Linked DNA regions of Mus musculus: region 1 is linked to region 2. The links are chromatin contacts, found by Hi-C or POLR2A ChIA-PET in ENCODE. All regions are on one chromosome and are shown on one strand. Each heading gives the region's core, a stretch centred on a gene start or an enhancer-like site at or near the end of the contact. The rest is flanking DNA. Distances are from core to core; before and after follow the strand shown.

Evidence for each region. Hi-C counts contacts between places; a loop is a spot of excess contacts on that map. ChIA-PET counts read pairs that join two places held with the same protein, here RNA polymerase II (POLR2A).
Region 1: a loop to region 2 is called in a map of heart, with 2.9 times the contacts of the local background. The contact joins the promoter of Spata7 here to the promoter of Gpr65 in region 2. A Hi-C loop is called at or near these places in 11 of 37 maps with a recorded cell type or tissue (T-helper 17 cell, heart and left cerebral cortex). POLR2A ChIA-PET finds 5 or more read pairs at or near these places in 1 of 5 experiments (Patski).

What each region holds. Positions count from the first base shown.
Region 1 is chr12:98,625,526-98,629,640 of GRCm38, reverse strand. It overlaps Spata7 (spermatogenesis associated 7), which reads right to left and starts at 1,499. Exons shown (of 11, transcript NM_001289572.1): 1 at 1,307-1,499. The coding sequence starts at 1,325.
Region 2 is chr12:98,267,364-98,271,558 of GRCm38, reverse strand. Gpr65 (G-protein coupled receptor 65) reads right to left here and starts at 2,924. Exons shown (of 2, transcript NM_008152.3): 1 at 2,845-2,924.

The sequences.
Region 1 (4,115 bases), core at 250-2,749, 360 kb before region 2:
GTATCACACTCTTGAAGGCTGACCTCACAAAAGCATTTGCTTACTGTGAGGAAGGGAGGAACGTTTTCCCCCTTGGGTATCTTTAGTATCTAATATTCTGAAGTAGCTGAGGGAACTAATAGAATCTAAGACGGTTACTTTAAACTAAAATTAAGCATTGAGGTTTCAACTAAATGAATGGTTACTTATAATTTAGTATATAAAAACTAGCCCAGATACTTATTGAATATAACATTTATACCAGGAACGATGTTATTGATATATGTTATGGGCTAAAACTGAAGCCACCTAAAAGTATAAACCCATTTACATTTGTCACCTCATTTAAAAATAAACACTAAAACCTCACTAAGTCTATTACTAAACAAATGTAAGTAAAAGAACTTGAGGGTTTTAGCTTCTTAGTCTGGGGCTTGTTCTGTGACCAACCATGACACTAGGGGAATTATTTATAATCTTTTGTTTTATTCATTTCAAAATATGAATAATACCCATTTAACAGGATTTGTGTGTAAACAAGTGTTGGGTTACGGGTGGAACACTGCAAAGGTTTAAAGTTTATTTTGTAACCATTTCTGAAGACCATAACAGCATTTGGTGTGTTTTCCTCTAGAGCTTAGGTTGGGATGGTGTCTGAATATCCTCCCCCCCCCCCAACCTTGTATGCTAAGCAGAACACTTATTTTGATGAAATTATTGTAGAATAAAGGTGCATGCAAGATGAAAGCAAGGCTTAATTAATCATTAGCAGGTCGATTCAAAGGTAGTCTTTTGCTATTAAACATTCAGTCCAATGACCAGCCACATTGGAAGTTTATTACAAATGCAGTATCCCAGCTCCTACCTTGGAGCCACTGAATTATAACCAGCTCTGGGTGAGTCAGTTCTGGAGGGAGGGAGAGAAGGAGGGAGGGAGTGGAAGATTTCATGTACTTAAAATGCACCAGGAGCTTGCTGTATATTATCTGCACTTAACCCCCAAGAACTCCGTGGCATGGGTATTTACCCACTACCTTCAAGATGAGCAAACTGAGCGCCGTTTCTGTGAAAGCAGCCGGCCTGATCTGGGGCTCAGGTTAGATTTCAAAGACCAGGCTAGTATTCCGCCTAGAAGATACCCAAGTGATACAGGCTGCAGGGTCCCAGGATCAGGGGATGGATGTCAGGCAGTAAATCAAAGAGCCGGGCATGCGGGGCCTCCCTGAGCTCAGGGCGTTTCTAGTTCCAGCCATTACCCTGCGACACTGAAGGAGGTGGCAGGCAACCTTAAAGGCCATGGGCAGCCTGGACCCGCGCAGTCCCTTACCTCTCCGGCTGCCATCCATGCTTAGTCCTCCTGCGGCCTCCGCGGTTGTATCCCCTTGGTTCTTACTGGGATGAAGCCGAGCTCCCCCGCAGCGGAGGTGAAAAGGAAAAGACCAGGACCGCGGGGGCGCAAAGGGTCACAGCGACAGTCGCCAGGGCGGTTGCTAAGGGCGAGCTCCGCGGCTGCAGATTATGACGTCACAACACAGGGACCTGTGCTCCTAGGCCCCGCCCCGCCCACGCCCCCAGGCACTCCTGCTTACCGAAAGTGCCAGCAGCCGGCGGGAGGATGGCCACGGGTCCCAATCTGTTGTTCTGGGATCCTGGCAGTTATCCAGAGTGAACTGTCCGGAAAGAGAGTCATATCTGCTTCTGCCAGCACTTTTAACTTGGATGCCTGTGATTCGAACTCAAGTCCCCAAGCTTGCAGCGCAAGCGCTTTTGACACAGCAGTTATCTAATGCAGCTACTCCCCCCCCCCCCGCCCCAAACCCCAAGTTTGTATTGTAAGCATTGCAATTAGTGTGAATTTCCTTTCTGCCTACTGAGTTCCTCAGCTCCTGCACTCGCTCTCCCTTTATCTTTAAAGCCACAAAGATCGGTTCATTTTGAATGGAAGAAGGCAGTGAGAAAAGTGTGGATGTATTCCGCTGCTTTCTGCGAGTTGTTTATTTTTGCAGTAGTTAATTGTGTATCCATGGAAATAAGAGCAGAACGGGGTAGAGGGAGTGCAGAAAGCATTCTGTCCCGCTAGGCTTTTCAGCAACCCGTTCTTGAACTTTTAGGCTGGATGGATAAGTCCTTGTTGTGGTATCATATAGCAGTATTCCTGGGCTCTGCCCACTAGAAGACCACAACCCATTAATTGCAACCTAATTGCAACCAAAAATGTCACTAGGTATTGCCAAAGGTTGCCTGAGGAGGAAACTACATCCCATTTGAGAACCTCTGTAGTCACAGAAAGCATACTGGATTCCGAGCCAGATTTGCTGAACTTTGAGCGTCTAGATATTATGGTTGGTTTTTATGGCACCCTAGTGAAAGTTAGAACCTCCAGAATAGGGAGGCTTTCCGGATTTCCTTAAATGATTTGGAAGGGGCTGGGGAGATGGCTCAGCGGGTAAGAGTACTGACTGCTCTTCCAGAGGTCCTGAGATGTTGGCTCACAACCATCTGTAATGGGATCTGATGTCCTCTTCTGGTATATCTGAAGAGAGCAATGGTGTACTCATATGCATTAAATAAATAAATAAATAAATAAATAAATAAATAAATAGATAAATTTTGATTTTGAAGACCCACTCTGATTGAAGGTGTTATCATCTACTAGCAGTCCAGATGTAAACGGTCATGGCTGAAATTCACCTCTTCTGGCTTGTCCTTTCCTCAAGTTGCTTTCTTCTGCTGCTGTGGTTGAATCCTTCCACACCAGAATCAGTTCTTTTTAGTTTTCTATCAGGATCTAAGGTTCAGCAGCTCTCTCTTTCAGGTTTTTTTTTCACCAGATCAGGACAGCTGAGGCATCCAGCCTTGTGGACAGAGCAACTATGCCAGCCTCCCCAGTGAGAGATGGGCACCATGGGGTGGGGGTGGGGGTGGGGGAGTTACTCTGACTACAGAGGCACTCAAGGATGAAGAAACTACTGAGTTCTCAGCCTCTCAGCTGTAATTCAGCTGTATTTGCTATTTGTAAGCTGACTTAATAAGTACACACACACACACACACACACACACACACACACACACACACACATCCTGTTGGGTTCTGCTCGTTTATAGAACTCTGTGGACAGTGCTATCTCTAGGCAGCTCATATAGAGGAATTTCAATCCAGCAACATGGCTACTCTGGCTGGAATAGACACACCTTGAGTACACCCCTTTAATCCCAAGCAATAAAAGTAAGGTTAGTTTACAGAAGGAAGGAGCATGTTTGAAAGGGCAGGTCAGTGAGTCAGTGTAGTTAAATTCAGTCAGTTGGGGTCAGTGCAGTGAGCGTGGTGAAGTGGATTGGAGTTCATTCGTGAGTTTATGCAGTTCAGTGCAGGTCCACAGAGGCAGGTAAAGCCAGAGAAGGATCAAGAAGATTAGAATAAATTGCCAGAGTTAGTTTGAAGCCAAACAGAGCAATTCAGTGAGAAGCTGAGAGAAGCCAGTTTGAATCAGTCATCTTGGTGAGGGAGGAGTTTGAGCCAGAATAGCTGAGTTAAACCAGCCATCTGGAGTTCAGAAAGACCTAGCAAGGGTGAGTTTATCCAGCAGTTAGCCTCCAAGAGTACAACTACATTAGATGAATAAAAAATATTTTGTAATATGGCTTTGGATTGTGTAGAAAAGCAAATTGAGCAAGCCTTGAGGAGCAAGCTAGTAAGTAGTGTTCCTCCAGGGTCAGCTTCTAGGTTCCTGCCTTGAATTCCTGTCCTGACTTCCCTTCATGATACACTGTAAATTGTAAGTTGAAATAAACCATTTTATCCCTAAGTTGTTTTTGGTGGAGGTGTTTTATCATAGCAATAGAAATAAGATAGCTAGGATAGCTTACAAGTTTGATCATGAATTAAATTTTAAGCCGGGCTGAGCCACAGGTCCCTGTTTATGTAAATGAAAGGGATGCTGGAAATCGTGCATATAAAAGTGTTATGATATGGACATTGCCTGTCCAAGAAAATGTGGTACTCTGCATGTGTCAGGGTTTTCTTTTCTAAGACTTCTGTTTCAGAAGAGCCAAATATAAAGAGAGCTAGGCTTAAGGAAAGTAAATCAGAAATCCTATAACAATGAAAGGAGGGAAAAAAAAAACAGGAGTACTAC
Region 2 (4,195 bases), core at 1,675-4,174:
GCAGCAGATACTTACAGCCAACCATTGGACTGAGGTCCAGGACCCCTATGAAAGAGTTAGAGGGAGGACTTAAGGAGCTGAGGGGGATGGCAACCCCATAGGAAGAACAACAGTGTCAACTAACCTGGACCCCTCAGAGCTCCCAGAGGCTAAACCAAAAACCAAGGAGCACACATGGGCCGATTCATGGTCCAGGCACATGTATAGCAGAGGACTTCCTCGTATGACCTCAGTGGTGGAGGATGAAATTAATCCTGTGGAAATTAGACGCCCAGGGAAGATGGATGATGGTGGGGGTTAGGTGGGAGTGGATGAGCCAGCTGGGGAACACCCTCTCAGAGGTCAGGGGCCAGGGGGGATGGGGTGAAGAACTTTTGAAATGTAAATAAATAAAATAAAGATTAAAACAATACGTGAAGGGGAAATCTAAGAGACCTAGGAGCACAAAAGCTTTAGCGATAAAGGGAAGCACACGTAACACAAATCGTGCGTAATTAATCAGCCCCTAAGAGATAAAAGATGGGATCAGAACACGTGGTGAACGAAAGAGAAAGAAAGATAGCTGCGTGTGATAGCTCCTGCCTGCAACCCCAGTGTCTGGGAAGAGGTGGCTTAGGGAATTACCATGGATTTACAAACAGCCTGCGCTATAGAAAGAAAGCATGTCTCAGAAAAAGGAGAGGAAGGAGTGAGGAGAGAGAGAATGCCAAAACTGAAAAGTCATATTTTTTTTCTCTAAAAATTAGAGTAGACTTTGTTGAATAAAATGTAATAGTAAAAAAGTCCTCGGAAGAGAACGTTGGACAAGGAAACTAAAGAAATCAGGGAAAAAAGTTACCAGTGTAAAAGGAAAAGGGAAACAGGAGAGATAAGTGGAGTGGTCAGTACACGGGTAACGGGAGCCCCGTACGGGAAGAAAAGGGAGGTCAGCGGAAAGCAACGTGCGTAAATCCAACGGCTGACTGATTTCTGGAACTTATGAGGGACATGAAGCCCCATGAATGATGAAGCCTAGTGTCAGCTGTGACAAAGTGAAACGTCTGTACTTAGTGATCAAACCGCAGAGACCCAAAGCTAAGGTGGTGGGGGGTGGGGAAGTGACGGGGAAGAAAGATGGATTATGTACGAAGGACACGTTTCAGACTGACAGAGGGCTGATCAATGGCAAGCACTGAAACCAGATGACAGACTGTTCACATTTCTGTATTCCAAGATAATGGCTGTCATCCTATAATCGTATTTCATCAACAGAGCAAAACCTAGCATTTACTGGTAACTACCACTCAGAAAAACCTTCTCGGTTCTTGAAGAAACCTTTAAAGGTTCTTGGTGAAGACAGAAAATGAAACTCTATGATCTGAACCACAAGAAGGGAAGGACCTGCATAAGCTGCTAAGGAGGGGGCTCTGATGAATGTCAGCATCACACCACTGGGTAGACTTATACACCCTAGGGGAAAACACCTAGGCTATAAAGGTCTCCTCTCTTGAGATAGGACTAAGAATGGAAGGGCAGGCAGTGGTGTGTTACTAAGCGAGTACATGTTTGTTTCTACAAAAGCAAAGACAGAGAAAATTATTTTAGTGAGGTTTTAGAGTTCTCAACAGGATAAATTCCTGTTTTAGCTATAAAAGTACTTCCTGCCTTGCTGAGAGCAGCCAGCCACCAACCAGCCAGGGGAGCTTGATGAAGCAGATAGCATCGTGTCTGTTGAGTAACAGGGGCAGCAGTATGTGCTTGTGGTTGCTTTTGGAAAGGTTCTCAAAGTTCTTAGGGGGGCGGGAGGGGGGGAAGAATCTGTGGTTTTTCTAAGTTTGTTTCCTCTCCTGTAAGTTAGTGCTCAGGCCATGGGGTTGCTGTGAGAATTAAATGAGATGCCCTGTGGGGCCAAGAGGGGAGCACAGGCAAAGCCTTCACCATATGTTAGCGTCTGCAGTGTACTGCTTTTCCTTCCGCTGCCCCACAGATTTCCTAAAAGGAAGTCATCCTTGACTGTCCGGCAAGCACATCACAGGCTAGCCTAGGGATCTTGTACCTGTGATGCCAAGCCAGCATTGCAGATAGCTCTAGTTAAGTCAATGAAAAATGCATCTAAAAAAAGGATATACAGAACATATTATTCCCGTATCTTTCCAAATATTATTTAGGATGCTTTAGTGAAATTTTGAGAATTTTTGCCACCCTCCCTCAAAATACAAATGATCTAAGTTTCAATTTTACGAAGCGCGAAAAAGACAATCTATGGTGTAGCTCTAAAAGTAATATGAATAATTGATGACGATAGCTAAAAGCAAATTGCTTGCATACAGCATTACAGAAACACTTTCACCTAAAGCATGCTTGCTGCCTATCAGGTCTCCACATGTCTCCGGTACTATGACAGTTATTTGTTAACAATTAGTTACAACGGATGCTTAATGATGCTGGAAACACAATTTTCTAACCTCACATGATTTCCGATGAATGTAAAAGCTATTCCTAGACTCGTGCACTGGTGGGGAGATAATAGCAGGTAGCTTTCCTGTCCAGGATGGTAGAGATTCTTTCTAAACCATCAGTTTGCCAACACACTGCATCCCGAGGAGAGCGCTGAGCACACATGGTCCCCTTTGTTATACCTATATCATCACCTAACCAGTTCTAAGTTTGAGTTCTGACATCCCCATACCACTGCTCAAAGTAGAAGAAACCATGTGTCTTCCTCATTTGCATCTCTCTCACAAAACTTGATCTTGTTACACTCACAAAGCCCAAACCAGAGGAAATGTTACATTGTTGATCATTATGCTAAAAAGTATACTATCTACTTTGAAATCTTGTTCTAGGTTTTAATCTCATACTCACCCCTGTTTCTGGAGGGATGCTTCTCTTGACTGAGGAGGCTGGCAAATCTGCTTGTATCAAGAAGAGAAACCAGCAGTGTTGTGGGGACAGGAAATTGCGCTCGTATTTTGTCATAAGCCAATGAGGAAGCAGCCTTTTAATGAGAAGGCTTACTTTGTCTGAGTTCAAGGATCCTTCTGTACTTTTAAGCGATGTTTGGGTCATTTACTGTCATGTGATTTTCATAACCCATTCTTTTTGTATCTTAATTATAAATGAATACTTATATGTATGCCTATTTCATGCATATGTATGTGTCTGATGTATGCACACATGTGTATGCAGCTGTGTCACCAGTATGCACTCTTTTGGAAACCAGGAACCTGTCCTGTTTGCCTTTCTCTGCCTTATGCCTCTGCACAGGGCCTCTTACTGATCCTGGAACTGGACTGGTGGCTAGCAAGCTCCAGTGATCTTCCTGTCTCAGCTTGTCCACTGTGTTGGGGCTCTCAGCATCCGCATTAGTTATGCATAGCTTTTAACTTGAGCACTAGGATCTCAGCCCAGGTCCTCATACTGTGCAGCAAGCACTCTTCCCCAGATTTTCATCTCTACACCCTCTGAATTTGATGCTGTTCTTAACATTGCAACCATTCAATCCTTTACATCATCTTCATCCTGTTCCTGCATCTGCCGTTAGATTGACTGTGCAGGCATCTACACAGGTCCTGACTATTCCGTGGAAATGAGCATAGCCCCATGTAAGAGAGGGCTATATTCGCTGACACCCTGGATGCCCCAGAAGCAGAGGTAGACGGTTCTAGATGCTCATGAATGAGACAGGATGAGTAATCTGGGTGTGAGGATGGAGAGGCTACTGTGGACCACTGTGGGGTGAGCTGGTTCATGAAGAATAAAGCAGAAGAGGCAGAATGGGATTGGTGATTACTGTGGTTTAACAGCAAAACTAGGCGGGGATGTGAGTAGGTCAAGAGAGCCAACTTTGGGAGAACTTTTTTCTGTTCTTCTGGGGAACTAATACGATTGGATGTATAGTATTTGATTACAGAATCACTTTCTCTTCTAGTAATCCTCTGGGAATAGAAAACAGTGATTCCTAAAAGCAGCTGATGGGACTGGACCAGACAAATAGATAATCATGCAATGTGAAAATGTGTTTATGAGTGCTATAGATTATTATTTTAAAACGCTAATGCAGTACTTTAACAAAGTAAAACTATAAGTAGTTAAATCAAAGTGAAATTAGTTTCTAGAACATCCCACTTTTGAGAAAAGTTAGACATAATTTTTAAACTGTATTCCAATAAACTTTGATTAGAAATTAAGGCTAGGATATTATTTTATAAGTACG